Linked DNA regions of Homo sapiens: region 1 is linked to region 2. A link is a loop called in an ENCODE intact Hi-C map of the cell type or tissue named here. Cell type or tissue: mammary epithelial cell. All regions are shown on one strand. Each heading gives the region's core, and the rest is flanking DNA. Links, peaks and the distances in the headings are about the cores only. Region 1 overlaps RIMS1 (regulating synaptic membrane exocytosis 1). Region 2 has its middle 65 kb from the start of KCNQ5.

Evidence for each region. Hi-C counts contacts between places; a loop is a spot of excess contacts. Peaks named below come from ENCODE experiments on the same cell type or tissue, not always from the same donor. Only the 100,000 strongest peaks of a DNase experiment are listed, where the experiment ranks them.
Region 1: a loop joins it to region 2, with 4 times the contacts of the local background. A loop is called at or near these places in 1 of 110 quality-filtered maps.

What each region holds. Positions count from the first base shown.
Region 1 is chr6:72,129,923-72,147,818 of GRCh38, reverse strand. All of the region lies in intron 4 of RIMS1 (regulating synaptic membrane exocytosis 1), which reads right to left. Among named protein-coding and RNA genes, the nearest start is that of RIMS1, 250 kb to the right of the region's middle. In mammary epithelial cell, for the core only: a CTCF peak has its summit at 6,834 (motif pointing left); no DNase peak of the experiment used is centred there.
Region 2 is chr6:72,550,435-72,564,146 of GRCh38, reverse strand. No RefSeq gene overlaps it. Among named protein-coding and RNA genes, the nearest start is that of KCNQ5, 65 kb to the left of the region's middle. In mammary epithelial cell, for the core only: no CTCF peak of the experiment used is centred there; DNase peaks (open chromatin) are centred at 9,876 and 10,476; H3K27ac peaks cover 3,420 bases.

The DNA.
Region 1 (17,896 bases), core at 4,864-9,863, 410 kb after region 2:
GAAGTATTGGCCATATACCATGGCTAAGGTCAGGTAATAAAAGATTCAAAAGGACTTTTTTAAAAACAGAGCACTATAGTTAAAAGTCAGCTTAATTAAAAGTGGATATTCAAGCTATAGGTATATTTAAAAGGCCTTTATGTCTTTTCTCTTTGTGGATCTTGTTTTGCCAGAAAAACATTCTTTTCTTCTCAGTCAATGGAATTATTTTTCTTCACTGTTAATGCACACACACATGAGAGGCCCTAGAATAGCTTTTGATAGCCTGGGACTCCTTGGGAAACAGAGGAGGTGCCACTGACCCTGTGTTGGAAAAAATTTCTGTTTTCCTCATGGAACCCCCAGGATAGAGCCCTCTCAAAATTTGTTTCTGTCTTTCAGATATGCCTGCTTATTAGGCCCTAGAAACCACATGCTTTCCTAGCCCTGTTTCTTCAAGGGCTCCACCCTGAGGCCAGTAATCCAATTAAGAAACTGCCCAATGAAAAATCTTACAACTACTCAATTTTCTGTCTCTCTGTGTAGTTATATATGTGTTATGTATGTGATGTTTATTTAGAAGAGCTCTAATTAATTGACTAAAGAAAAATAAATGCATAGATCAAATATTTTTGAAGGAAAAATTAAAGCTGTAATGCCTTTTAATTCATATGACTTTAATCTTTGAGAAATAAAAACAGCTTTAAAGATTATTGGTAAAGTAAAAATGTCTTCAAAATGTAGACATGTGGTCTAAATTATACAGGTCAGATATTAGGTTTGCTAAATGCTTTAAGGTCATAAACTGCTTCTTTGGCTTTTGAAAATCGTTTGACTTGCCTGCTTTACAGTTGGTAAGGTCTGGGGACATACGGAGTTAACCATGCCCCTGATTATGCTGGAAAGAGTCAGACCGTATCTACACCTAGTACATAATTAAAATAACTTACTAGGTTTTACATCAAAATTTAAAATTGCTAAGAATTACCATTATAACATGTAATTGAGACTACTTAAAATAGATTTACATGATAGGTATGTAAGGAAAGTAAAATGTGTTTTTAGTAAAAGATTATAAGAAGGCATGGGAATATAAATTTTTGTCTAGGTTAGAGGGTTAAAGGATTGTTTTAAATTAAATAAATCTAAAGGTTTGAACAAGGTGTGGAAGGTTTGTAAAAATTAATCTTGTAAAAGAAATTCTGTGTATGAACATATTGACTAAATTCAAAAGGTTATTATTTGGTTTTTCAATTTGGTAAATTGAACACTGAAATAAAAGCACAACAGGGTTTTCTAAAGGCACTAACCTTCTCTTTAACAAAAATTTGTAAAGGTTTATAAAAGATTTATAAGAATTTCACCTCATGGTCAAACTGGTTAAGATTTATCCTTAAGGTTTTATTTAAAAAATGGGCTTGACCTTAATGGTAGAGTAATGCAAGGATGAAATCAAGCTTTCTACCTCTTGAACAAGATTTTCGTGTAACATAAAAGGATAATGAAAGATTTTTGTTTGCCTTGCAAATAAACTACTGAAGAAAGAAGGGAAAGACACGTGACAGATTTTTTGGAAAGCTAAGTCTTCCCTCCTGTTGCGTAAAGATTTTGCCTTTTTAAAAATATTTGAGACAATGCCAGTTTCCGATAGCTGTAGAGATTGTGACATTAAAATAGAGGAAAAATGTTCAGGACTCATGAATGTCATGCAGAACAAGAATTAACTGAATGAACTAAACTAATAAAGGACTGAAGTAATCATTTTTTACTTTTTGCTTAAAATATTGCTGATCCTTTGTTTCTCAGAGTCAAGAAAATTTTTATTTTGAACTATTTACAGCTTTTAACAATTGAGTAAGGTATACTTCTGTGAACAAAATTTCCAGCGTATTTGTTTCTCTCTGCCTGGTTTCTCCACAATTTGGAAACGATTTGGGAGTATTCTTAACTTATGACAATATAGCTATTTGCATAAGTGCAATAAGAATCCATTTTCTCTTGCAACAGGATGCAATTGGAGAAACTGTTTTTTGTTTGTTGTTGTTTGTTTGTTTTTGCCAAAGCTTTGACTGGAAGGGTGTGCTTCCCTTTAAGGAATCAAGCTTGACTTGCAGAGCCAATAAAAGCCCCTTGGGAACACTGGCCTCTTAACTTGTCTACACAGTCTTTATACGGGGTTCCTAACCTGTGGTCAGTAAAGAATGTAACTTTCTTTTTTGATTTTTTTTTGAGATGGAGTCTCACTCTGTCACCAGGCTGGGGTGCAGTGGCATGATCTGGGCTCACTGCAACCTCTGCCTCCCAGGTTCAAGTGATTCTCCTGCCTCAGCCTCCTGAGTAGCTGGGACTACAGGAGTGTGCCACCAGGCCCAGCTAATTTTTGTATTTTTAGTAAAGACAGGCTTTCACCATGTTGACCAGGTGGACTTGATCTGTTGGCCTTGTGGACCACCTGCCTCAGCCTCCCAAAGTGCTGAGATTATAGGCGTGAGCCGACACACCTGGCCAAAAATGTCACTTTCTAATAGGCCCAGGAGCCCAAGTTATCTTGGGGACATCAAGAAGAGAGGAATTTACCCAATTCATAGGTATTTGAAGGTGCAAACCCATGGCTGGGCTTGGCTTTAAAAGGTCTTATCTGAGATTCCTTATGAAGCAGAATTCCATCAAAGCCAATTTTAAAAAGCCTATGGGAAACATAATTATTTTTGCTGCACTTTATGCAAATAATCAGGCCAAGTATAAGACTAAAGTTTATTTTACAAACAACTCAGTTCTATTATGATTTGTTTTTAACAAAAGAACTGGAGAGAGAAAAATTATGCTACTCAGGAGGCTGAGGCAGGAGAATCACTTGAACACAGGAGGCAGAGGTTGTGGTGAGCCAAGATCACGCCACTGCACTCCAGCTTGTGTGACAAGAGCGAAACTCCATCTCGAAAAAAAAAAAGAAAAAAGAAAGAAAAAAAATCCTTATCATACACTTGTCATTACATTCTAGTCTCATTAGTTGTTTTTAAGTTTTTGTCTGCATTTTAGACTAACCCTCATTCCTGTGAACCAATCAGTGATCTCCAGCTGTAGCTCAAAAGAAATAAAAGGGATGGGTAATGTAAAAAACTAGATCAATATTCTAATTCTGGGCAATTATCCTGCAAATCCTGCCAGGTGCTGGGGGTAAATGGAGTGTCTTTAACCTGAAGGCTTCTTTTTTTTTTTGGAAAAGAAGACCATGGGAGCTAACCAAAGCGAAGCCCCATGCACCCAAATCTTAGCAGGCACAACTGTAGCCACCAATTATCTGTTCATGTCAGCAGCCTTAGGACTTTTGAGCTGTCTTTATCCTCTACTTTCATTTTGATAAATGTCTACGTCTTGATACATGTCTCTTCACGGAGGACCCCAGCGGGCAAAGTGACCAAGAAAAATACTACATCACTGATATTTCATGAAGACAGGAGACACATTCTTTAGAACTTCCATCTCAAACTCCTGCTCTACTCAAGAAGTTAAGTAGATGTTACTCCTTATTTATTCTCTAACAGAGTGCATATTAGCTGCTTTTCTGAAATTCAGAACCATTGAGGCATTGGCAAGAAGTAATCTTGAGTAAAAATGAATATGGCCTTAAAGTACACTACTTTGTTAATGGCCAACTGCTTGAATAACACTTAATAGATGCATAATGAATAGTTGTCATTTTTGTTGTGACTGTATCTTAAATTGGTTAAATAATGATATGCTGCTTTAGTAATACGGGCCTGCGTTCGCTGCTATAGTGGAAGAACTGGAAGCCATGAATTTCATGCAATAATTTTATCCACCCAAAATACTGTGGTCCAGGACATGTTTACTTGCTATTATTGCCATCCTCACCTTTCTTTACTTTTCCCTGTCCTTTTACTCACCAATTCCAGGATACATATGCTATCCTTTAATTTCTAAAAACTATAGATGGCTCAGAGTTTTCATTCAAGAAATGGGGCTTTATGCAGTAATGTGTCATTTGTTGAAGTGCAATGCTTCTAGCAGAAAAGACGTAAAAATACGATAATGTAGAAACTATTAAGTATGTTTAGAAATTAATTGTATCCTCTTTGGCATTGTCTGGAGCCAACCTCTGCTCAAACTGGAGTTTGATCTTCACAGGCAGTGCTAAACATCAACTAAATACCAACACAGCGTGATAGAAGGCTGGTTCATCACCAAGGTTTCAACGTAGAACCTTCCTTTCTCTGCCTTCAGTACCATAGCCCATAATCACAGAAGCTGTGAAATACTGCACACATTTCCACATTCCATTGCTGACAGCCTCTTGACTTCATCCTGACTTCCACCAAGATCTACCTTCTGGAATTGACCATTTTTTCCCAAATACCAAGGCCATAGGTTGAGACATTGTGAACCCAGTATTTTGCTTTGGACTCTCTTTATGATGCCCAGCTCTCATTAAGTAATTTAAGCTGACTGTCTTTTCTCCAAAACCATGGCACTTAAACAATATCCTATTTTGATATGGCTCAAATTGAAATAGAAACAAGGCTAAATCCATATCCCAGTCATCTAAAATGTATTTCTTTCTATCAGAAACCACAACTACGTATATATTTAAAAAGAAATAATATATCTTTCTGCTCATAGTCTTGAGATAAATATCACATTTAAGAGAATTTTATCACTAGCCTATATGTTAGAAACAAATGGAAACAGCTTTCAATTAAAAATAAAGGAAAACAGGCACATCAACCACCATGAACACTATATTCTGGACATAATTTTATCCACTACATACCAATACATCACATCACAATTCTTTGATCACGATTACATGGTGATCAAAGAATTTGCAAAAATAGCCTGCTTAATAAAACTGTCCTATGGAGAAAGCTGTTTGCATAAATTTCTCTACTTCTAATAAATTAGTATTAGAAGAGTTTTAACCATGTACTTCATATACTAGGTTAAATTGTTATTCCCTTCCTAAGTCCATATGTATTATCGTTGGTTGCAATGTTTATTAAAAATGTCATCTATCTTCAAGTTTTTATAAAGTTTTTGTAAGTGTCCTCCTGCTGTTTATTTCACACCTGCTAGCATAATCCTTCCTTTATGGTGCTCTGTTTAGTTACCATGGAAATGATATTATAATAAAGCAGAAACAACTGTCATTGCAAGATGATTGCTGCTTAATTTTAAGCTGGCGATAACCTCATTTCTATATACATAATGGAAAATGTTATTTGACAGTGATTTCACACTGAGATCAGTCTGTGACCACTCATAAAAGAGCTATCTTTTATTGATGATCTGGGGTAGCTCTGATAGATTTTGAAAATAATATATGAATAATTGTCTCCTTTTTTCAGGAAGTAGAAAGAGGTCATATCATAGACAAGGAATTTACCATCTAACCTGTTAAAATACATAAAACGATGTTCTACTACTTTCTGTCAGAATATCACTTTAAAATAATAACAAAATACCACATATTTTGTTCCAAGGAAAAAATAATGTGTTTTCATTTAAAATGGCACTGTAGGGGGGGAATCACCATCTTTGGAGTTAGGCATACCTGCTTTGTAAATATAGCAGGTCAATTTACTTTTCTCCTATAAAGGGAGGACAATAATGGTTAACCCAATGATTTTTTTTTCTGCCAGAAGAGATAAAATATTAAATGGCTTGATATTTAGAGGGGCCAGATTAAATTAATTTCCAGTCACATACTTAGTGTACAAATTTAAAAACAGTGATCTCTTATAGGACATCATACAAAATTTAAAAGACCCACTAGCAACTAAGACAAATGCAGTATGTCACTTTTAATAGATGTTTTAAAAGCATAATATAAAATATTTTATCAAAGAACACAAAGTAAAAATATTTTTATTACAAAAATGTTAGAACTTGAAGGAAGCTAATAGGCCACCTAATTCAATACCTGTTACTTTCTAGGAAAGGAAACTACATTTAGATAACTTGTCCACAGTGATACATTTTACTAATAGCTCAGCTGAGGTGAGAACCAACCACTTTAATCCAAGTCTAGTGACTTATCATGAAATTCTGAAAAACACATTTTAAAAATATAACACCAAAGATTTTTTTCACTATGCTTAAACACTTATTTAAAACTTTAAAACTTTAGTACTTACTCTATCACGGGTTATTTAAATTGTGTGGTAAAATTTAAATAAATTTATAAAATGTCAAAATGTAAGGAAAATTAATTAGGACTCTCCTTATTTTCTTTCATTTGAAGGCAAGTTTTATTCTTCTGAGTACTAAGCATGCTGGACACCATTCAACACTATTATTCTTAGGGAAAATGTAACTTATTAATGAGAACTTTGCCTCAAATTGCAGCCTCTAATTTACCAAGTGTCACAATAATGGATTATCAGATTTACTAGTCATTTGACTTAAATACCCAAAACCTGGAAGTACATTTAAACTTTTTTTGAGGGGGAGGAGGGAATTTGGAAATTTAATAGCATTAAAAGTTCCACTAGAGTTATTTTCTAGTAACAGCATGCTGATGGCCTTCATGCTCAACTGTCTGGCACTATGTCACTGATGCTTTTATTATCCCTCCCATATATTCATAGACCATACAGTTTCTCAATGAATCTTTATCTAAACTCCACAACTGTGTTATTAGATGGCTAACTTTATAGATTTGTTTCAAATAGTTTGTTAAACTATTAGTGAAAACATCTACTCCTAGAAGATATGCAGAAATGTCTATCAAAATATTGTTGGAAATATTGGAAGTCATACCCACCTTAAAATACAGATATGTATAACCTACTACTCATCAACTGGGTAAATTACCAAGTTTTTCCTGCCATCCTGTGGAAGGATAGAGAACATCACCATCTTAAGAAATAAATTCCTCCCTCCTTGAAGACTTGTTCCCAACTTACTTTTCTCAACCCCAAACCCTTAGGAAAACTATGTACTTTTGCTAAAAAGTATCTTTACATCTATATGACAACAGGAAAACAGTTATATTTGAGTATATATCATATAAATGTTGATGTCTCTTAAGGACAGAAATACGAAATTGAACTAAAATGGTCTGTAATCCTTGATAATCTGAAGATGGGAAATGCAATCCAAATGTCTTCTTTTCTGATCTCAAAAACTCTGGGAAGTTAGAGGTCTTACAGCACTAACACACATAACAGGGCTCTGCTTTCTTGTTGGAGAAATCAAAGTGCTTTTTCTCACACACTCAGACAAAATACAAATAACTATCATAAAGGGTGGAAGGTGTTAAGTTTTAAATATAGTAATCATGCCAAGTGGAAATATTTAACCATTATCTGTCATACTGTATGACAGGGACATTTTCTCTTCCTGATGCTTTGTAAATTCTACCAGGGAAAATATTAAAGAATTTTTAAAATTCTAAATGTACTGAAATACCTTGGAATTATTTGATATCTAGATAACCTCCTTACAGACTGTAGCCTCTGTTTAACTATGTTACCAATATAATTTCTGATTTTTAATTCTGTTACTACTTGGCAGATAGGATTATACAGAAACTAAAATAATAGTGTTCCTTGCTGATAATTATACATTTAAAAGCATTAAAGTGAAGACAATATTCTTTAGAAAGGTTGGCAGTTCAAGTGATTTTTTTTAAATAAAAAAGGTCACAATAAAATAAATCAGTCTTTTATAGATTACTGATCAGAACAGTTTTCTAAACCAAGATAGCTCCACTTAGTCAGAGCTCAGACGTCCACAAGAATGAGGAACATTTTTCTTTCATAATAGTAGAAATAAGGTAAGCTGTTCCCTGTCTGGACCAATGCTACATTTATCCCACAAAGTTAAATACAAAGAAATTAACTTGCTGTTTCCTTCATACTGTTCATGTAATATCTTAAATCAATCTTCAAGCCTCTTATGTAAAATTAAGGCCTTTAATTAATTTTAAGCTAGAATTTGTTTAGGTGATTTGGAAGAATGTAACTAAAAACATGCTTCCTGAATTAATTTGGAAAGATGAGAGATTGATTTGCATTTGGTCTGTGATTTTTAAATAACTTAATAAAACAACAATGTACACATTAGGGAAATGTATTCTTTTGAAAAAAATATTAAAAATAAAGAACTATATATATTAAGAACTGAAATCTGAAACTTTCCCTTCATACCAAATCTATTATAATTTAGTCCATCCACATAACATTTAATATATATTATTTAGTGTCTATTATGTGCCAGGTACTAACCAGACCCTAGGGAAACAAGTCTCCAAGATCACAAAGCTTATAATCTAGTGGGAAGAAGCAGATACACTGACAATATATACTATGTTAGGTAGTGCTATATGAAATGTAAATTAGCACAAAGGGCCAGTGCAGAGTAGGAGCAGTGGGTGGGCAGTGCTTTTTAAGAAGTTTTTAGAAAGGGCCTCTTTGATGAGATGCCAAATGAGCAGAGGCACAAACCTTGGGCCAGACTTATAAAGGAAGTCATTCTAGGTATAGGAAACTGAAAATGTCAAGACCTTACTTGGTGTGCTCATGAACAGCAAAGTAACCAGTGTGTGAAGGGGATTATATGAGAGGATGAGATCAAGTTGGGAGAGGTGTGGTGAAGACGAGGAGCCCTACAGCTCTAATAGGACTTTTTAGGTCCTAGAAAAGGCCAGAGTCTTTTCATATGTATCCTTCCAACACTATATGCACACATACACACACACACAGACACACAGAAACAGGCATGTATCTTTATGTATACCTACGTGTGTGTATCTACATATATATACATATAAACAGTTATATGCATTTATGTTTGTGTTTATAGGAATTTTAATTTAGTTATTATAAAATATAGCACTGCTCATCTGTAATTTCCCTAGAATTTAAAAATATAAAAGTAGAATTGTTCATGGTAAACTCCTTTTAAATGTTCATGGAGGCTAACAAATTGCCCTTCACAACAAGCAGTAGTAACCTACACTTCCACCAGCAACATAAGATAGTGACCACTTCTCAAAACCCCCAACAACACTGGGTGTTATTAGTCTTCTGAATTTTTGTCAATCTGATAGTGAAAATGATTTTTCATTGTTCATTATAGTTGATTTTTTAAAATATATTTCTTCATTTTTTGTAATGTGCCTTATGCAAATTTACTTTTTATATTTTTTTGTTGAATTATTTTTTATTTAAGAGTGTCTATTTAGTTGTTTTTGTTTTGCCTCCCTTGTTCTCATCCCACTTCTCTGACTTTAACTAATGTCAACAGCCAGATGTGTATGCCTTCTCAGCTTTCTCCTGTTCATACAAACGTATACAAACATTTTTACACATATATAAAATTATTTGATTTTCATTTATTTGAAAAATCCAGAAAAAGCAGATTTATAGAGATAAAAAGTAGATTAGTTTTTGCCTGAAGCTGGGGAGAGGAATGAGGATTAATTGTAAATGGGCTTAAGGGATTTTATTGGGGAGATTAAAATGTTCTAAAACTGGTTTGTACTGATGATTGCATTACTCTGTAACGTTACCAAGAAACACTGAAAGTTACTAAGAAACATTAAATTGTACATTTGAAAATAATAAGTTTCATTTGTATATATCAATTAACTTCTTTAAAGAAAATGATGTATACACATTTCTAGCAACTTGCTTTTTTAGATAAAAATGTATCATAGATATCCCTACAAGTTAAAAGGAGGAAAGTCTACCTACCTTTTTGAACCGTCTATACACATATACATACACACACACACACACAGACTCACATACGATCTTTGCATTAAGATTGTATAGACTTTGCCGGGCGCGGTGGCTCACGCCTGTAATCTCAGCACTTGGGGAGGCCAAGGCGGGTGGATCACGAGGTCAGGAGATCGAGACCATCCTGGCTAACATGGTGAAACCCCGTCTCTACTAAAAATACAAAAAATTAGCCGGGCGTGGCGGTGGGCACCTGTAGTCCCAGTTACTCGGGAGGGTGAGGCAGGAGAATGGTGTAAACCCGGGAGGCGGAGCTTGCAGTGAGCCGAGATCGTGCCACTGCACTCCAGCCTGGGCGACAGAGCAAGACTCCATCTCAAAAAAAAAAAAAAAAAAAAGATTGTATAGACTTAATTTTTGCAGACAACTTTGCATCTTAATTTTAGGACAGAAGAACAAAACAAGAAAGCTATAAAGTAAACACACAATATCAGATTGGAATATATATATATATTTAAAACACATTTAATATATAAAATGCTAATGTACTTAATATACAAAGAATGCTTACAAATGGACAAGAAAAATACAACTCAATAGAAAAATAAGCAAAGGTTATGAGCAAATAATTCTCAGAAAAATAAAAATTAAACGTCTCAAAACACATGAAATAATGCATAAGCTTAACAAATCAAAGAAATACAAATAATTAAATTAATAATACAATGTTAATTTATATGTATCATGTTCACAAGATTCCAAGAAAAGTACTAACATTTATTATTGGTGCTATGTGAGAAATGTATACCTTCAAACACTGCTGAATTGCTAAAACATTTTTGGAAAGCAGTTTGAAAATAACTTTTTTCTGGAATTTATTCTTATAAAATGCTACTAAGAATATATGCACAAGGAAAACTGTGGTATTGTTCTTAAAAACCCTTGAAACAACAAGAATGATGAATAAATTATGGGATATACATATGGGATTTTTCAAATTTATATTTAGCCACCTCACTAAATTTCTCAATAATTTTCATTATGGTATACAACTTTATAGTCAACAAAAAGATACATCTTTACTTCTTTCTCTCCACTTTTATTCTAGTTATTTTATTTTATTGCCTTATTATATTAACTAAAACATCCAAGACTATGTTAAATGATAATCGGTTAGTGTCCCATTCCTTGATTTTTATTAATATAGTTTTAGTGTTTCACCTGTAAAAATAATAAGTGTTGTTAATTTTTGGTAAATGTTCCTATTTATATTTAGGAGGCTGTATTATATTTAAAGCTAGTGTTTCATTAGAAATGGCTGTCAATTTTACCAAACATTTTTCAAGCATTTATTGATTTAATCATATAATTTTATACTTTACTTGTTTGATACACTGAGTTATGTTGTTAGATTTTTTTGGTGTTAAGTCATCCTTATCTTCCTAAAGTAAATATTATTTGATCATTTTTTGCACTAAATTTTGGAGTGATTATTTTAGAAAGAGAATGTAAAAGGTAAACTTTCTGAATGTTTTCACGTCCAAAAATTTGTTAACTTTGCCCTCACAACCAGTTAGATACAGAATTCTCGATTTCAAAAATTTATGTTTGTTTCAGAACAGTGAATATATTGCTTAATTAACTTCTAACATTTTGTTAAAGATAAATCAGAATGCAATGTTTCTCCTTTCTTTGTAAGTAAACCTTTTCATTTTTTTTTCTTGAAATATTTTAGGATTCTTCTGTTTATACTAAGAGTAATAAAATTCCACCAAGATGCATATTTGTGTAAGTATTTTTTCAACAATCATGCTTAACAATTTGGGAATATTTTCCTCTATTTTGTATTTATGTTCTCGATTATTTTCTTTTTTCATCTTCTGGAACTCCTATTACTTGAAGTTAGACTTCCTTGGTTAAGCATCTATGACTAACTCTTCTAACATTCTATTTGTTTTTCTTAAACCAGTGAAAATATCATATATTTATCTTATAGATTACTGATTCTGTCCTCAGTTCTGTCTGTTATTTACCAGTTCTATTGACTTTTAAAGATAATTTTTGCAAATCTATTTTAATTCCTAACTCATTCTTATCCTCTCATTGCCCCTTTCCTCAGCAGACTGTTTTTATTTGGTGTATGCAAATCTTTGTTATTTCAAATGTCATGGAATCATCTTTGTTCATTCTGGAATGAATTTCTTCTGCCATTGTGCAGGTAATAGGGTTATTTTCTAAAGGTCCCCATCTTCTAAACAGATGGGGTCACCGTGGGTTTGGTGTAAATGGGTAGGTACCTTGACTGACTGGCTTTGTTTTATCACTTAGGCATCTTACACATGTGCAGAATGGCAGTGACCACCCACTGCTACCCAAACCCGCAAAAACATTTCTCAATTTTTCACTTATTGAAACAAAGTTGGCTGTTCTCTGATTGTAGAATATCCTAGTGAATTTCCCTGTGATGTAGCTGCTTTAACTTCTTTTCTTCTCCTTTCCACGTCAGTTTTGGATATCAAGTCACCTCAGGCTCTCCTATTCCCTCATACCCTGACACCCACACTAAACATTCATTCTCAGACACCGATGCCCATTCTAAGCATCTTCCTCAAATAAGTAGCTAAATTTCCTTAGAGTACTGTCTACAAGTTTTCAAGTGTTAGAGAGTTAGCTGCTGCATTTTTTCTTTAAGTGGACATGTAAGGAGTAGTGTTGGGAGGTGAGGTGAATTCAAATGTTCTTGACAGTATGCATGATATTTTTGACAGTGAGGTGACATTATGCATGATAATTGCACTGACAGTTTCCTCTTCTTTTAATATTTATATTGAGTATCATTAAACATAATAAACTCTCCAGCTTTTATCTTTGTAATAATTTTCTATTGCTTGTGTTTTGAGCTGACATGTGGTTTGCTTTTATTAATGAACTCTTTTGGGCTTTCTGTCTTTGAGGAGTATCTAAAAAGTTATGGTCTGCTAATAACACCTTTTCTTACATTTAACTTTGTTCTGAATTCTCCTTGTTATTTAAAGGAATTTTGGGTGGGTGGTGAGGTGTTTATATATGTGTTCTATGCAGCATTTTGATCCAGTCTTCTGCATTATATATTTATTATTATCATTTAACGAAAATTTTGTGCTTGAACTAAATGTACTCAAACTGAATGTCACATTCTGGAAAGCCTTTATCTCTCCAGGTTGAATAATCACTCCCTTTCTTTCTCCCATTTAACTTACTCAAAACATCTAAAACATCTGTGACCCTTACTGGTATTTGTTCATGTTTGTCTATCCATTAAGTGTGTTGTCCTTGAGATGAGGGAGAATGTATTTTTATTTCTTTTTTAGAACTTAATTATTGAAAACTAAGTGATCAAATTTTATTACTATCACTATCAAATGTGACAGTCAAATGAAAAATAGACTAGCCTACCTCATCTTAGGAATTTATAATGTGTATCATGTTAAGCACATTATAAATGCTAGTAATCATCCCCAAATACTAAGTAGAGAATATTATTGCCTCTATGAATAAGAAACTGAGACTCAGTGTAGTTACATAGATCATCTTAAGTTACGAAACTCATGAGTAGAGAAGCCAGGTTTTAATTCTTTTACACTTCTAAGTTCAGAATCCTAACTATGTTTTTCTGTTATTTTCCTGAACAGTAATAATATCAATATTAAAGTGTATTAAAATCTGAAATTCTCATCTCAAAATAAATCTACACAAGCTAATGTTGTAAGAATAAAGATATAAAGCTGTGTGTAATGCTGAGAATGAAGGAAAAATGAAAATCCACATATATACATATTTTTATAAGTATAAATATATATCACAATAAAAATTCACAATAATAAAGTATGTATTTTTTCTGTATGAAGGTAAGGCTTAAACATTACCCTATAAACAACCAGGAACCTGATGAATAAATTATATTGAAATACTAATGGTTTATGATTTAGGATACAAATCTTTCCAAAATGTATAACACATCTGCAGTATTGTCTTTAAAGGAAGACATTGAAAATTAGAAATATAATCATTACTATCATCATTTATTGAAGGCCTAATATATTAAAGGTGCTGTATGTATATTATTGATCACTCTTATATTAACCTAGAAAAATAGGCATTACTAACTCCACTTTGCAAATGAAAAAACTGAGGCATTGAGAGTTGAAATCATTTTCCTAAAGTTATCCAACTTATAAGTATGCAGCCAGGATCTGAGTCCTCAGCTGCCTAACACCATATCCCACCCTCTGTAACTATCTTTCATGCTTTTGGAAGATGACAAAGGAAAGATTTTGGATTTCCATTATGTGCTAGGTATCCTGATAGGGAATTTTCCCACCTGCATTATTTACTCTATCTAGGGAGGTTGTTGCTATGACTGCCTCATAGACCAAGAACAAACAAACAAAAAACCTAGTTGCAGAAAACTTGGTGTCATCCACAGTCAGTGAGTAGATGAGCTGAGATTTGAAACTACTCCAAATGGAGTATATTTGACTCTAAATTACATACTCTTTTCTCTCTCTATAGCCATCACTGGAAGAAGTGGATTTATTTGCTCATGCTGCAGCAAAGGAGAACTGTAAATAGTCAAGTCCAACTGATATGTGCAAGCCAGCTGCACTGTGCATGTCAGATCCAGACTGCAAGTTTTTGAATTCTTGTGTCTGTTTTTCTAGTTTTGAATATCCTCTGAAGTTGTAAGATTCTTGTCACCCAGCATATCTGCTAAATTGGAGCAGCCTTTCTTTTTTTCTAACGCATTCTACAAACTTGAAGGCTAGCAACAAAACCTAGATTTTAAGAGCTATGAATGACTGAGCCACTGCATTCTAGCCTGGGGAACAGAGTGAGACTCTGTATCAGGAAAAAAAAAAAAAAGAGAGAAAAGAAAAAAAAGAGAGAGAGCTATGAATAAACTATGAGTACACTAAGTTCTCTTATGAATTAATGGCATGGATTTGACATGATCAAATTATTTGTGAAATTCCACATTACCTTTTTGCTTATTTCCTGTTGCCTGTCTGTTTTTCAGACAGCATTCTCAAAGTGATGCATGAAGCAGGTCAAGCATGGCCTGGAGCAATTGTGCTGTGACTCAATTTTCTCATTTGTCATGACTAGATAGTAATAGGGTTGTCTTGACAATTAATAAAAAACATATGGATATTTTACACACATATACAACAAATAACACTGTATTAATATTATGTGCTCAATAAATATTAGTCCAAAAATATCTGTTTTTCAGACAAGAAAGGTGAAGTTGATAGAGAGCTGAGTTTTGGATAAATGAGATATTACTTCATTACTAAACCACATTCTATGTTTAGAACATAATATGATAGTATAAGATGTTTGGGGCGGGCCCAAGAAATTTACATTTAAATGAGTCTCTTAAGAGATTTGTCTGCACTGGCCTAGAGTTTAAAGTGACCATATTTGAGTAATACCATTCTCCAACTGAAGCATGTAGCAAGTCAAGCATGACCTGGAGCAATTGTGCTATGACTCAATTTTCTCATGTGTCACATGGAGATAGTAATAAGGTTACCTTAACAACTAAATAAAAATATATGGATATATGACATACACATATGCAACTAAGAACACTACAATAATATTATGTACCCAATAAATATTAGTCCAAAAATGTCTGCCTCAACAACTGGTGATATTTTCAAGTAATACATGTTTTATGAATTAACTTGTTGTGGGAAGTCAGGGACCCCAAACAGAGGGACTGACTGAAGCCATGGCAGAAGAACATGGATTGTGAAGATATCATGACATTTATTAGTTCCCCAAATTAATACTTTTATAATTTCTTATGCCTGTCTTTACTGCAATCTCTAAACTTAAATTGTGAAGATTTCATGGACACTTATCACTTCCCCAATCAATACCCTTGTGATTTCCTATGCCTGTCTTTACTTTAATCTCTTAATCCTGTCATCTCCTAAACAGAGGAGGATGTATGTCGCCTCAGGACCTTGTGATAATTGCGTTAACTGCACAAATTGTAGAGCACGTGTATTTAAACAATATGAAATCTTGGCACCTTGAAAAAAGAACAGGATAACAACAATGTTTAGGGAACAAGAGAGATAACCTTAAACTCTGACCGCCAGTGAGCTGGGCAGAACAGAGCCATATTTCTCTTCTTTCAAAAGCAAATGGGAGAAATATCACTGAATTGTTTTTCTCAGCAAGGAACATCCCTGGGAAAGAGAATATGCGCCTGGGGGTGGGTCTATACACGGCCCCCTTGGGTGTGGTCATCTTTTATGGTCGAGACTGTAGGGATGAAATAAACCCCAGTCTCCCATAGTGCTCCCAGGCTTATTAGGAAGAGGAAATTCCTGCCTAATAAATTTTGGTCAGACCAGTTGCTCTCAAAGCCCTGTCTCCTGATAAGATGTTATCAATGACAATGGTGCCCAAAACTTCATTAGCAATTTTAATTTTGCCCCAGTCCTGTGGTCCTGTGATCTCGCCCTGCCTCCATTTGCCTTGTGATATTCTATTACCTTGTGAAGTACGTGATCTTTGTGACCCACACCCTATCGGTACACTCCCTCCCCTTTTGAAAGTCCCTAATAAAAACATGCTGGTTTTGTGGCTTGTGGGACATCACGGAACATACCGACATGTGATGTCTCCCCCGGACGCCCAGCTTTAAAATTTCTCTCTTTTGTACTCTGTCCCTTTATTTCTCAAACCTGCCGACACTTAGGGAAAACAGAAAAGAACCTACGTGACTATCGGGGCAGGTTTCCCTGATATTAACTTTATGATATTATTGACACTAATTGTCAATAATGCTAATTTAGTCACAGTTGTTAGGTCATCATACTCCTACTTTATCTTTAGAGAGAAACAGGTCCACTTTCCACTATGCTCAGTATAGGAGAGTTCTAACTCTCTTAATGTTGAAGAATGAAGATTAATGAATCTCTCCTTTCCAATCACAGTTTGAAATATCAACAGATGTAGGAGATGGTACTTTCTCTATTAGAAAGGAAGGAACCAAGTCAAAAAGATATATTAAGAACACCATAGGAAATTAATCAATGCCTGGGAAACCAAATTGATCAATTTCTATTTCCTTCTTTCCCTCTCATTTTTAACTTTGCACTTTCTGAACTGTTGAATTTCTTTGAAATAACAAGATAGAATATTTCCTGTTTTGGGGAGTCTCTCAAGGCTTTTTGATAAATATTTTGCCAATTTCTTTATTTTTGCAAAGAAATGCCTGGCCTTTGTATCTCTTACTATGGGCTTATAAATATTATTTTTCAGTGCCTTAGTGTATTTTCCTCAAGGCATATCAAAATGTCAATATTTTTACCTTTTATGAACTCCCCAAATAGTTGTGGGACATAATATTTTCCTGCAACACAAATGTCTATCATATATGTATTCCAAAATATATTTCAAAGCAATGTGGTGTTGGTGGAAGAAAAGATAATAACTAAAACAATAAAAGGACTAAACTAAAAATTTCCAATAACACTATCATCTTGCTGCTACCATAATAGAATTTAGTGGATCAAGCAGCACAATATCCCCAAAACACATGTCTCTAAGGAGATTATCCCTCATTATGACCTACTTTCATAATCGGTTCCTATCTTGATATTATACTTTAAAAACAGAAGCAGAATATACACAATTTACGCTTAATGGCACAGCAGTAGCACTGTTAAATTTTGACCTAAAAATATTCAAACCTCACAGAAAAGAAATGAATATATGAATAAGGTAAAAAATGATTTTCTCTGAAAAGTAAGGCGAGTATACAAAATAATACATTCAGAAAAAAAGTAGCTGGGAATGGCTTACACCACATAAAAGTAAATGTCATTCAACATATTAAATAATAAGGTTTCTGGAATAATCATCTAGTCAGAGAGTTTGGGCTCACACAAATAATTGGTGCATTCAGAGAAAACAATAATTTCAACTTCAAAATAGCCAGCAAGATAAAGTAAATAAATAAATAAATATATTTTTCCAGAGTAAGTGAAACAAAATCGGTTGAGATTTCTAACTAAAATCAACTTATTAAACTGGTTTTAATTCTACTTATTTTACAAGACTGAAAATGATATTATCCTGAAATAATGTAGGTAGAAAAGAAAACTTGTAAAGAAGGAGTCATAGAAAAGTCATACATCACAATAATT
Region 2 (13,712 bases), core at 7,416-12,415:
ACAAACTGGAGGCATATCACTCCTCATATCTTCTAATTAGAGCCATAGGATAATCTTCTGATAATCCATTTCCTTGGCGTGTGACTGCAAAATCCTAACCTATACACATGGAAACCAATACTATTGGTTTTACCCTTAAAATTCCACTGATTTAATTATTTTATTGTTTTTAATGTTTGAACTCTATAACAAACTAGAAATTCTCCACTGTTGGTAAATGCGGATAGCATTGATGGGAAAATATGAGACAAAGGGTGGAGACTGGAGACTTAATTTCATGTGATTATTCCTGCTAGATAACCAAAAAGAGAAGTTGTGATGGCAGTTCAGGGTATTTCTGTCTGCACTGGCATTTCTGTGGCCCACAAGCTATAGGGAAAAAACTGTCTGGCAGACTCCTTGGTAGTCAATGAAATTGTCTGTGGGTCATAGAAGGCCACGTGGGCACTGGCCAAATACCTGACTGCTAGGACTGACCAGGGATAGTGTACAGGTAGTTCTGGTTTCTTCCTAAAACTATTACTCAGGAATAAACTGGAGCGCATCAGTCAGTCACATTGATCACAAGACTTTTTAATTTTAGAGTTTGCTTCCATTTTGAAAGAACAGGTAAAATTCATTTCTTGATTTTGTATAAACGTACCTATTACATACTTAATTGAATAACTTATTGAATATTCTTAGCAGTAAATTACCCATGAAACTAAAGTGTTTTCCCTATTAATTATCTATAAAATGATTAATATTGAAAAAGGCAATAAATAGATTTCATCTGACTCAAATTTTTCTATCACAAATTAGACTATAAACCATCTTATTTAAAGTTCCCAGTTTAGAGCTTTGTTTGAAATGGGAAATGAAAAATTAAAGTATCTTAGAGAATCTCTGTGTTCATAGAAAGTTTCAGCAAGTCTTACACAGAGCACAGTAAAAATGATATTTTATGTTAAACTCATAAAGCAAAAAGGAATAATCTGTTGACTATTATTAGGTCAAGTATGCACAGTATACATATAAATTTGTAAGCAAAAGGAAATTGTAACCGAAATTGATTTAATAATTTAGCACTGAGGAAATGATTTTCATATAATAAAGTTAACATATTCAGTAATAGAATGACTATATTTGCAAATCTCCTAATTGGATTTTTGTCTTAATATAAATTGCAAAGCACTTGTACTTTATTATAAATGAAATGGTGCACTCATCTATATAATTATCCATGTAATCCATATAATTATTACTTAATATTGAGCATGCACCTCCTGGGTTTGTAACTGATAAATTTGGACTTTAATTATTGAGCCAGATACTTAATTTATATAACTTTAAATTATTACTCATTCATAACTCTAGTAAAAGTAACCAAAGGGGTGCTATAATATTTTTGTGTTCTGATATATTAGAGAAAAAATTTTAAGATGAACATTTTAGTAATAGACAATATAAATTATCAAAAAAGTGTCACTAAAGAAAATAGCTTACCTGTTATTATCACTATCATCACAAATATTGTAACTATTAAGAATGCTATAAAATTTTAAATAACTAATAATATAGTGATTTCTTTCAGTGTATTTTCACCTTATGTAGTAAAATTAATGAACATTAATTTATCTTAAAATTGGAACATATAACTGACAATTTGTCTCTATTGAAGTCAGCATATTTTTAAAAATGTGATCTCAGAAATGAGAAAAAAAGTGGAAAAATATATCAGCTATATATAACTAAGTAATTGGGAAAAAATTATATTTCTTAAATATTTGAAGTGGAAAAAAATCCTGAATATTGTATTCTAGCTATAGTTAGCAGCACAAAGAGACAGAATAAGGAAACAGCAAACCAACCATGATTGCAAGCAATTTTTCCTTTGCTTTTGGTCCCAATAGAATAATTGTGTATAGAAGAACCTGGAAACAGGCAAAGGACCTGGCAGGATACACTTCTCCTAATTTCTGTTTCTTTAACATTCTATTAAAATAATACTCTTAGTAAACTTTTGCTTTGACATCAACAGGACAAACGCCTTGAGGCTTTAGAGGTGTGCCTGGAAGACATGGTGGGTTTATTTCACTCTCAGGAACTGAAGAGTAAGTGATCACCATGCCCCCTACACAATGCATAAAAGAACAGGTCCTGCATAAAATAGAAGACCCATGGCTCCTGGGTTTTAACTCCCAAGGTCCAGGCACCCTTGGTCCACAATGAATCAAGTGGAAATATTTGGGATAGGCATCTGGATATGTAGAACTGAGGCCCAAGACAGAGACTTGGCTGGGGATAGGAATGTGGAGTTTGTTCTTCTTAGCAGGTAGTTGATAATGTGCAGTGGGTGAGATAACTCTGCAGGAATGCGATTGTGTTGAATGAGAAAGGTAGCAGGTGAATATGGAATCCTGGGGAAAACCTGAGAAATACTTAAATTACTGAGATGGGCCAAGGAAGAAAATCCAGTGAGAAGCACAGGATGGTTCCATAGGTAAGTTATTTTACAAAATGAGTTATAGTTTCAAGAATGATTCTCTAATTAGTGTCAAATAATGCAGGAAGATATAATATTAAAAGGACTGTGGATTTGTCAGGATGGAGCTAATTGGCAGTCTTAGCAGCATGTTGTAGTCTAAGTGGATGTGATACTGGTACGCTGTGGGATGTCCTCAAATGCCAGTGGGACCTCGATTACAGCCAATGTCCAGTCTCTTGACATCATTGCAAGAAAGAATTCAAGGATGAGTCAGAAAATAGTGGAAGTATGGAGATTTATTGCAAAGCTAAAGTACATACTCGGGAGACGGTAATATGGGTGTACTCAAGAAAGAGTCATGCAATAGAGTTTGGGGTTTCTAGATTTATGGATTTCTATAACCAGGGGGTGGACTCTTCATGAAATTCCTGGAAAAAAATGGAGATTTCTCAGAACTGTGGTGACACTCAATTTTACCCCATGTGGCTATTCTTGGAACTGTCGTGGCACTGGCGGGTGTGTGATTTAGTTTTGTCAATGAGTAGATAATGAGGTCTTAGGAGGAACCTAGCTCAAATCCAAAGCCGTGTTGGGTCCAGTCAGTCTTAGCCAGCTCAGTCCACACCCTGTTTTTCAGGGTCTTATCAGTCCTTAGCTTCTGTAGCTGTTTCAACAGTTTGCTTTCACTTAGTCATGTGCAATTGCTGCCTGGAATTTTCTATTCTGCGACCACCCTGTATAATTCCTGCCTCAGATGGTGAGTGTGGAAGCCAGACTGTTATTTTCTAAGGTGAATTAGAGGTGAGGAAGCAGTGAAAAGCCAGTTTGGTCTCTGCTGGTATTGATTTATGCTATTATTTCTGCCACACAAATGGTAGGAGGAGAAACAGAATAGCCTAGCGCAATAGTTTACAACATTAGCTGCATATTACAGTCACCCTGAGAAAGGTTAATTTTATTTTTTACATTTTTATACAAATGCCTGCTTCCCCTCTCTCCCCAAACCCACCAAACCAATTAAATCTTAATCTCCAGGAAAAGGACTCAGATATTGATGTTTTCAGTAGAACTCCAGGTGATTTTAATATTTAGCTAGATTTGAGGACCACTGGATTAATTATATAAGACTATGGGTTTTGTAATCAGCTTTAGATTAAATGTCAACTCAGCTTCTGCTGACTGTGTGACTTCTCTGAGGCTCAATTTCTTTACCAAGTAAGGATAATAACAGTATCTTCTCCACTTGATTTCAGGAAGAATTAAATGATGTAAAGTATGTGAAACACTTGGCATGGCCCTGTCTATTATTGGTTGTTGTTGTTACTGTTTATACTATTAAATCAGACAACTGATCACCCTAGTTCTCCAGCTCTTTGGAACATATCTCTGTGTGTGTGTGTGTGTGTGTGTGTGTGTGTGTGTGTGTTTGTGTGTGTGTATGATATATATTATCTCTATGGTGACCACATAGACCATATATATATGTGTATATATGTGTGTGTGTGTATATATATATGTGTGTGTGTATATATATATATATACACACACAGATCTCTATGGTGACCACATAGTAATAAAGAGGTGCGGAGAGTTAAGTTCTGCCATTCTTTCCACCTCTTGTACTTTATGTCATCTGCTCAACAACTCTGCTACTACTTATGCCTGGTAATTGACTCTTGCCCCTGTATTAGCTATATCAAAAGTTTCCTGCTTCATTCTTGTTTGCTGCAGTTTTACATACGCTTCTTGGGCCTTTGGTTTCTAAAATCAACCATAGAATTTTATTATTCTTTCATAGAACTTAATAAGATCTCTCAAGCTACTGCTCATTTTCAACTGAATTAAAGTCATTTGTGGCAATGCCTTATTATGCTACTAGACTATACATGCTATATTTCTTGCTATGGCAGACTGCCAATAGACACTAAAAAATGTCTGCTGGATGGTAGTACGTGCATAGACTTTGGTTTCTTGCCTGGCATTCTACCCTTGGACATTACCCTGGCTACCATCGTCAAAGCAAAAATTGCACTGCAGAAAGTTAAACAGGCAAGGAAGATTTTATTCAGGACAATTGCAATATTGGAAGAGAGACCCCAATTTGAAGTAAATTCTACTAAAACTAAAAGCTGGAGAGTTTTTAAATACTGGAGTGAGCTAGTGGAAAAATGCCGGAGGACGTTTAGAGGAGGACGATCAATGGGATGTGTTGAGCACATTGAGTTATTTATTTCTGAATTTGCAAATGTTCTTCTCTGTGATTATGCCATCTGTGTTTGCTAATTGGTGCCCAAAAAAGTTAGTCTCCTTCCCCACCTCTAAGACTGGGAGACAGCAGCACTATTTTTCTTGGTAATTACCTTTCAGAGGAATAGCTCCCAGGTCCTTGAGAAAGACATTAGTGGGTTGTTAAACTGGCAAGAGGCTGGGAGAAAATATACATCTCAAAGAAGCAGAGAAAGAATGTACAATTGAAAGTTTTCTAAAGTAAATGCTCTAAGAAAAGGGAAGTCAGGGCCTAGAATCAGGAAGAAGCCTGTCTAAAGGTTAGTTAAGCTGGGGAGAACATTAAGGCTGTCTTGGTCACCATATTTGATTTTTCTTTGTTTTAATATTTTTCTCAACTTCAGTATCTCTAGACTGTCTTGATTCTTGTTTTTGCTCTGCCTGTGTTCTGGTTTAAGTCAAAAGTTTATTGAAATAATAATTTTTTTAAATCTTAAAAAACGTATTAATTGGAAACAGTAAATAAATTGAAACACACACACACACACATACACACACATCTTTAGATTTGGAATTAATCCTAAAATTAATCTAATGTAAGTCTATGTTAAATATTTGAGTCTCCTTTATAGCATTTTGCCTTAGTTTAATTATCTCCAAGGAAGAATAACTATTAGGTAATTCTTCCTTTCTTTGGCCATATCCTCACCATCACAAACAACAATGTGCAAATTGAATCATTTCCTCACTCACATGAGGGATCATAAAGTGTTTGTACACACTATTGAGATGTCATCTTCCCCTCCCTGCCATGTCTTCTCTTCCTTGGCTTAGATTCCCACTATTTCATATAGTATGTTGATTCGAGGAAACTTCTTATCCCGGGTTGTTTTCTTCAACATCTTCTATAAGATATGGCACTCAAAAGTGAATACAAAATTTCCCTAGTACAAGCAGACCAGTTCAAAGTCGAGAATAATCACTTCACTCCTTCTAAACACTCTATTTCTATTAATGCAGAGACCAAATTCCCTTTTGGTAACTGGTATTTATTTGTTTTCACATATACATTTTTACTACAGTTTACTCCTATTAAATATATTTTCTTTGGCTTGGTCTACCATTGCAGCTTGTCAACACCATTTGGGATAATGCTTATATTCTACATTGTATTAACTAATTTTTCCATTTTTCTCTAATCTGCTACATTGATAAAGATTACTTTAACTTCATCACCTGAATCTGACAAGAGCCCTGAATCCCACCCACGCACCAATAAATCAGCATCTTCAGGACATGGTCATTTAAGAAGTTATAAATTTACCTCATTGTGGCTAAATCTTCATTTATTTTATATATCCATATCCTAAGATAATTTCAAATGTGTGGATAAAGCATCAATTCAAGAAATCTTTATTATTTCTGATTGTTTTTATAAACCTAACTAAAATACATAGTATCCTAGTATGTACGAAAAACATTCCATTTTGAAATGTATCCAAGCCTACTTCTTAAACTTATAATTCCTCTGGGAAAATTGGTTATTAATTATTTTTGAGAAAAGACAAAATTTTCATTCTTACATTCATGAACAGCCAAGAAACAGAAGGGCCAGGTGTCCTTTGCTTGACTTCTTTGGCAGTGTTGTTGCCTTCTCTGCTTTCAAATCAATTAGAAAAATATTTAAGGCATAAATCTTATCTAATTTCCTATATAATTGTGTTCAAATGTGAATTTTTCACAACTTAAATTTTTTTCTGAATTGTCATTCTATGGATTTGGTAGAATAATAAAATTTATGTATGATTTGTTTGAAATTTTTATTATGTAATATTTTCTGCATATAAAACTATGCAAGATATAAGTTATGATGGCTAGTAATAAAATGCACATCCATGACTGAATTTAAAAACTAGAATATCATCAATACCATTGTGCTTTTCCTTATTGCAATCCACTGCCTTCCTTCTGGGAGGTAACTTCTATACTAAATTTTGTGTTCAGCTTTTCCTTCCTTTAATAAAGACTATTGTAACATATGTGAGTATCCCTAAGCAATATATTTAGCGTGTTTGTTGGTATAATTCATTTTTCAAATACAAGGTAGGCATCAGAAATGCTTACCTAGTGCTCAAATGATAGTAGAACCCCATGAGAGCCAAAATGGAGATTTATGTGCTTGGTTCCTCTTAGAAGACCAACTGGCGGCACATTTGACAATCTGCTTCTGTTTGGATCAACCATTGGATTCAGAGATGCTTTTGAAAACTATATTAAGGACCATTTTTCCTATACTACCCACTTGCCAAAGTACTTCTTTACTTTTCCTTTATGAAAAGTTACATGCAGTCTATGTAATAATTAAGCTGATATTAATAGCATATTAAAAAATTAAAGCATATTTAACTTAAATTTTGATATAACCATGATTTTGACCATTCTACCTGATGGTATAGACATGTACACTCAGAGTTGAAGAATAATTACACTATTTATTTATAAGTGATTAAGTTAACTAAAGTGTAAGTGCTAAATTTCAGATACCCAGACCATGATTAGTTGAGGTCCTTTTGTTTAGATCTTGCAAAGTCCTGTCTCCCTTTCTATAAGATCTTTATTCTCCCTGATTGTCTAGCTTTCTGCTCATGTATTTATTGATTCGTTTCTCTCCTACTTTCTTGACATCTGTCTTTCCTTAAGCCACTATTGTTTGGCATCTGCCTTCATGTTATGTCTGTCTTTACAAGTCTCTCATTCCTACTTTGTCCAGGATGCAAAATGAATTTAAATTCTGGGTGTTAGGAGTCCAGATTGAAGGCTTATGAAGAAACTCTGGCCAGATCTAAAATAAGTTGTGTGATCACAAGGAGAGAGTTGCAAAAACTTCAAGGATAGGGTGACAGATACAGAGATAGACAAGGAGGAAGTGAGATGTGGAAACAGGTGGGGGTAAATCTTTATTACAAGATTAAGAAATGGGAAGAAAATTAATTTTAAATTTAAAGGAAATCTATACTAACCACTTTCACAAAAGAAATTTCAGCCATTTGATTTGCTTGCAATCTGCACTGAGGCCCTCTGTTTCTGGATGATTGAAACTCAAGTTTAGTTTGCTTTTTTGAAAAAAAATCATAGATTGTTTGTTGTGGCTTGCTCATGAATAAGATTGCCAGGTTCTATTTATATAGAGTTTTGTCCCGCTTGTAAATGTAAATAATTGGTGATTTTGTTTGCAACTTCTTATTTTGTTTTTATTAATTTTGTATAATTTATGCACTCATGGCAGCCCTTCAAGTAGACTATAAAACTCTTGCTTGGCAGGATAGGACTCTGGCACTAAGCAGTTCATCAAAATTAAACTCTTAAATATTAAATAAACATTCAGGAAAAGGTGATTGCCGAGTCAGTCAGGAATAAAGTGCAGGAGTGGTGTTTCTCTATCACAAATTTATTACTTAACTTTCACTTTCAGCTGCCATGATTTCCATCATCTTAAATTGAACAGAATTCTATGTAGACTTTTTTTTTTTTGTCTCAGCTTTGAGCTCTTTTATGCAGTGAAGTATACCAAAGACAAGGAGTAACGAGGAGCATCCCAGGGGGAAGCTTTTGGTGTCATTGATTTCTTTGGGAATTTGAGGAGAACTAGGGCTCCATAAAAACATACAATTTGCAATTCTATGAAAACAACTTAGGAAGAATTTTCACATGTGGCTACATTCAACATCTACTATCTCTAGCCAGGGAATCTCTAGTCAGCTGAGATTGGGAGTAGCTGCCCTGGGCTCCGCAGGGAACTGATTATGGGTCCGAAAGACTCCCCATATACAGAGCTATGAATCTTCTAAATATGAGGAAAAGTGATAGTCATAGGGAGTCCCCTAAGTTGATGCCTCTCAAACTTTAATATATTTGCAACTTGCTTTGGGATTTTGATAAAATGCAGATTTCTAGGCCCCCCACTCCAAAGACACTGATATTGTATGTCTGGGGTGGGGCCTGAGAAGCTGCCTTTCTAGCAAGCTCTCAGGTGTTGCTACTTTGCAGTTTTCAGGACCATACATTGGAGAGAACCGCCCTGAGTGGTCAATCACACTATGATTAATTCAATCAGGAAACTTGAATGCCTTCTATGAATATCCATGACCAAAGAATGGGCCTCTGGAGGGCTGCTTGCCGACTGAAGAGAGGGAGAAAGGACACACCTGCCTAGCCAGTAAAACAACAGAATCAACTCTAGAAATCAGTGTAGTGGTAGATGACCCACTAAAATCACCTTTCTGGCCACGAACCAGCATCATGAGTTAAGAGGTAGGCAGTGTTTATAACCCAGAACGGGAAAGTTCTCTTAAAGGACTCTTGCACGACCAAAGCCAATTAAAGAGGTCTAGGGGGGGCACTGTTGTCATGGGTAGTGAATTACCAAATATTTCAGTCCAGGCATGCAGAAAACCTTACAATGTAGAGTTGTGATCCAGACCTAGACTTTGGGGTGAGGCAGCCTGCAGTAGAATCCCTGCACTGCCAATTCTCAGCTGCGTTCCTTAGCAAGTTACTTAACCTTTCTGGGCTTCAGTTTTTTCCATATAAAAATAGAGATATTAATAATATCTTCTTCCCAGGGTTGTTGTGAAACTACTATCAAAGCACTCACCACCATGCCTGACACTTAGGAAGTGCTCAATAAAGGTTTTTATTATGCCTCCAGCAAGATAAATTTTTCCTTTGATGATATCTAGTGACTTCATCAGAATAAAGACTTTCTTATACATTTTAGTGTGACATATGCAAAAAGAATCACACAGGAGCTGGAGATATTTTTTAAAGTTATTTTGATCACAGTGTATAAATTCTCATCTTAAGAGTAGTTCAGCTACTATTTTCATGATAATAACAAAGCAGCAGCTAAAGCTAAAGCTATCTTGGGCTATTTCCTCTAAATTTGCCTTCTAACATGGGAAGAATTTTATCTCACAAATTAGCAAATTCTAGCAAAGCCAGAATGTTGGTCATTTCTGATATCATGACTCTTGTGTATCTTTTCTGGCACATCCCAAAACCATCAGATTGATTCCGAGTTCTCAAAATACATATTGTGTTTATTCATTCATTATTCATTCATTCCTTTCATTCTTTGGTGTTCACAGTCTATTCCTATTGCCATGGGGATAACTATTCAATGACAACTACCTTTTTACTTCATTTTAGTCATTTCCGTTGTGTCAGGTTTATTCTGGCTTTGATGATGAATGGAAAGGGAAAAAGAAACTTATTAAATAAAGTGACTTTTTTTTCCGCTCAATTTGCTTTTGCATCTCTTATGTGTGTCTCAAATTTAGCAAGTGAAACATTTGTCCCAATGGATTATCTGAAATGCATCGTTGGCTGTCAGACACATGATTGATTTTAAATATATGCCTGAGTTCTTTCTATTAGACTAAACCCTTAGGACAGCAAAACACTCTTGCTGTAAAAATGCTTTCCTGTCATTGTCAGGTACACCTGTCATCTTTGACTTAACCCTTGTATTGTAAACAAGAAGCTGCTGGCAAGAGATCATAAACAAAACCAATTTCTGTGTCTCTATTTTCCAGAAGTCTCTCCAGGGAAGTTATCTCTCTAAGACATCATTCCATTTCATCCTTTCTTGGTTCTTGGCTCTTTTTATTCCTCTTTCTGCATGCCATATTCACTTTTCCTGTATGCATTTTGAATCAGTCTCTGTGCCTCTCTGGTTACTGTGGCTCAGCAATGAGTCATGGAAACTACTCAAGACTTGTCTCCTTCTATTTATCCTACCAGCCGTATCCTGTTATTTGTCTGCCTTTCAGCTGCCCTTGTGTAACGAGATGCCTTTTTACTTGCCTTCTTCAGTGTTATTCATCTCGTTTAAATTTTCCATCTCTGAGTTGCCAGCCCCCAACACCATTTTAAATTTTAAATATTTTCATTAATTTTTCAAAAAAGTTATAATTTGGCTGAATAACAGTGTCTCTTTGTATTACCAACTATGAAATAGTACAATGTGCAAAATTTAATTAGTTCCAATTAATGTTTTAAACCCAAATGAGCCTATGTTCATTCTCATCTACTTACTGTGGCAGAGGGATACAGCAGAGTATTTGTGCAAAAGCTTTATTCCATTTCTCTTCATGACCTTGCTATTTTTATAATTTTGAAGAGTCCAGTTATATCCAATATGTCGGACTGATTTTCCAATAAGTTACATGTAATGACACTGGAATGTCATCTATGTGCCAGTTCAATTGTGCCACGGGTTGGAAAACTGTGTGCCAAATCCAACCTGACAGCTGTTTCTGTAAATAAGCTTTCATTGCAACATAGCCACACCCACCTATGTATACACTATCTGTGGCTGCTTTCACATGACAAAGGAAGAGTTGAATAGTTGTGACAGAGACTACACGACCTAAAACACCTAAAATATTTGCTTTCTGGCCATTTTAGAAAATGTTTTCCTAGCAGTGGACCACCCGGTAAACCAAGTCTGGTAAATTTCCATGTCAGGTCTTGAGGTAAAGTTTATAGAATGGTTACTAACTGAATATCTCTCCCCTCCAAATATATAAAAATCATCTGTTAACTCATACAAAGACCAGATTATCTTTAGAGATAGTCCAAGGTATTTGCATATAACTAGAGTTGCCAGGTAAAATACAGAGTGCCCGGCCGGGTGTGGTGGCTTACGCCTGTAATCCTAGCACACTGAGAGGCCAAGGAGGGCAGACTGCCTGAGCTCAGAAGTTCGAGACCAGCCTGGGCAACATGGTGAAAACCTGTTTCTACTAAAAATACAAAAATTTAGGTGGGCATGGTGGTGCACACCTGTAGTCCTAGCTACTAGGGAGGCTGAAGCATGAACCTGAGAGGCGGAGGCTGCAGTGAGCCGAGATCATGCCTCTTCACTCCAGTTTGGGCAACAGAGCAAGACTCTGCCTCAAAAAGGAAAAAAAAACGCCGGGCTCGGTGGCTCACACCTGTAATCCCAGCACTTTGGGAGGCCAAGGCTGGCAGATCAGATCACCTGAGGTCGGGAGTTCGAGACCAGCCTGACCAATATGGAGAAGCCCTGCCTTTACTAAAAATAATAATAATAATAATAATAATAATAATTAGCCAGGTGTGGTGGCACATGCCTATAATCCCAGCTACTCAGGAGGCTAAGGCAGGAGAATTGCATGAACCCAGGAGGCGGAGGTTGCTGTGAGCCAAGATCATGCCATTGCACTCCAGCCTAGGCAACAAGAGCAAAACTCCATCTCAGTAAAACAAAAAACAAACAAACAAACAAAAAGCACAAAACACAGAATGCCCAGTTATGACTAAAATTCAGATAAATGACAAAGAATTTTCTAGTATAACTGTGTCCCACATATTACATGGGACATACTTATACTAAAAAATTCTTTATTTATCTGAAATTCAAATGTTATGGGCATCTTGCTCTTTTATTTGCTAAATCCAGCAACTTTGCATATAAAGGAATGAAAAGAAGAAAACCTGAAGAGAAATTGAAGCAACATCTACAGGGCACTGTGTGAAGTTTTTAGTTTATTAGCACCTTTGAGAATATTATCTGATAATATTCCAGAATTCTGCCATTGATATTCATGTTTTGAATCAATAATAGGAGACTTCAGTCTTTATACCCAGGTGTTTTGTGTACACAGGTGGTCTGCTTTCCAACGTAGGAATGCATGCTATTTACTAACGGCTTGAATTTTCCAATCGTATCTCAGGTTGCAGGGGGAAGAGGACTTTTCAGTACAAGATAAAGGGGAATTACACAGTAGAATTTTATAGGTTTGAGTTAGTCACAGGATGAGGGCAAATATAGAAAGTTTACAAAAATGAGTGATGGGGGAATTGGCAAGAGTCCACTTGTTCTGATACTGCTCTATCTGTAAGGATAGAGTTAGGAATTTAATTGTAATTAGGAAGCATTGAGTGATGCCAGATATTAACTAAGAGAAAGCAAGGTTTTTTAAACCAAAAAATAAAATACAAAACAATTCTATATTAGAGGCAAATTTTTTCTTAGGGGATATTCTGAAATATTTAACAAACTGTTGTGATGGCTATCCTTCTCACACCCATTTACTTTTCTAATTTTACTGTGTAAGAAAACACTTTTGGCCTGGCGCGATGGCTCATGCCTGTAATCCCAGCACTTTGGGAGGCCGAGGCGGGCGGAACATGGTGAAACCCCGTCTCTATTAAAAATACAAAAAATTAGCCAGGCGTGGTGGCGGGCACCTGTAGTCTTAGCTACTCTGGAGGCTGAGGCAGGAGAATGGCATGAACCTGGGAGGCGGAGCTTGCAGTGAGCCGAGATGGTGCCACTGCACTCCAGCCTGGGCCATAGAGTCAGACTCTGTCTCAAAAAAAAATAAAAATAAAAATAAAAGAAAGAAAAGAAAAGAAAATACTTTTACACTGCTTATGTTGGTCAGTACATTTGTCCCAGTTAAACTCATTACTACTTTGCTGAATGACTTAAAGTCAGTATCTGTATCTTTTGCTTGTCAACTTCTCATCTGCAGAAGCTGAATTAGAAGATTTCCAAGATTTTTTCTAGATCTAACACTCTACTTCTATTTCATGCCTATGCACATTAAATTAGACTGTGATATCAAGGAATAATGGCAATAGAATATACTATATGAAGATATAAAACTAGTGAATTATGTTAGTCGCATTTTCTGTTCTTTTTCACATTGAAAAGTTATTTACAATATGTCCAAAATATCAAAATAGTCCAACTGTAAAAGTGGATACTAGCCCCAAATTTGCTAAACACGACAGCATCAGAAGCTGGTTGCAATAGATGAGATTGATTGCCATCAAATTATTACAGATTTGTTTAAATTAGATGAAGCACTGATTTAATATCCTAGATTTGTCTATTTCTAGCATATGTTAATGAAATATTTGTATGTCTGGAATTCTGCTGCTGTCTTTCCTGTAAAGATTTTAGTTTCCTGGTAGTTTGTAAAAA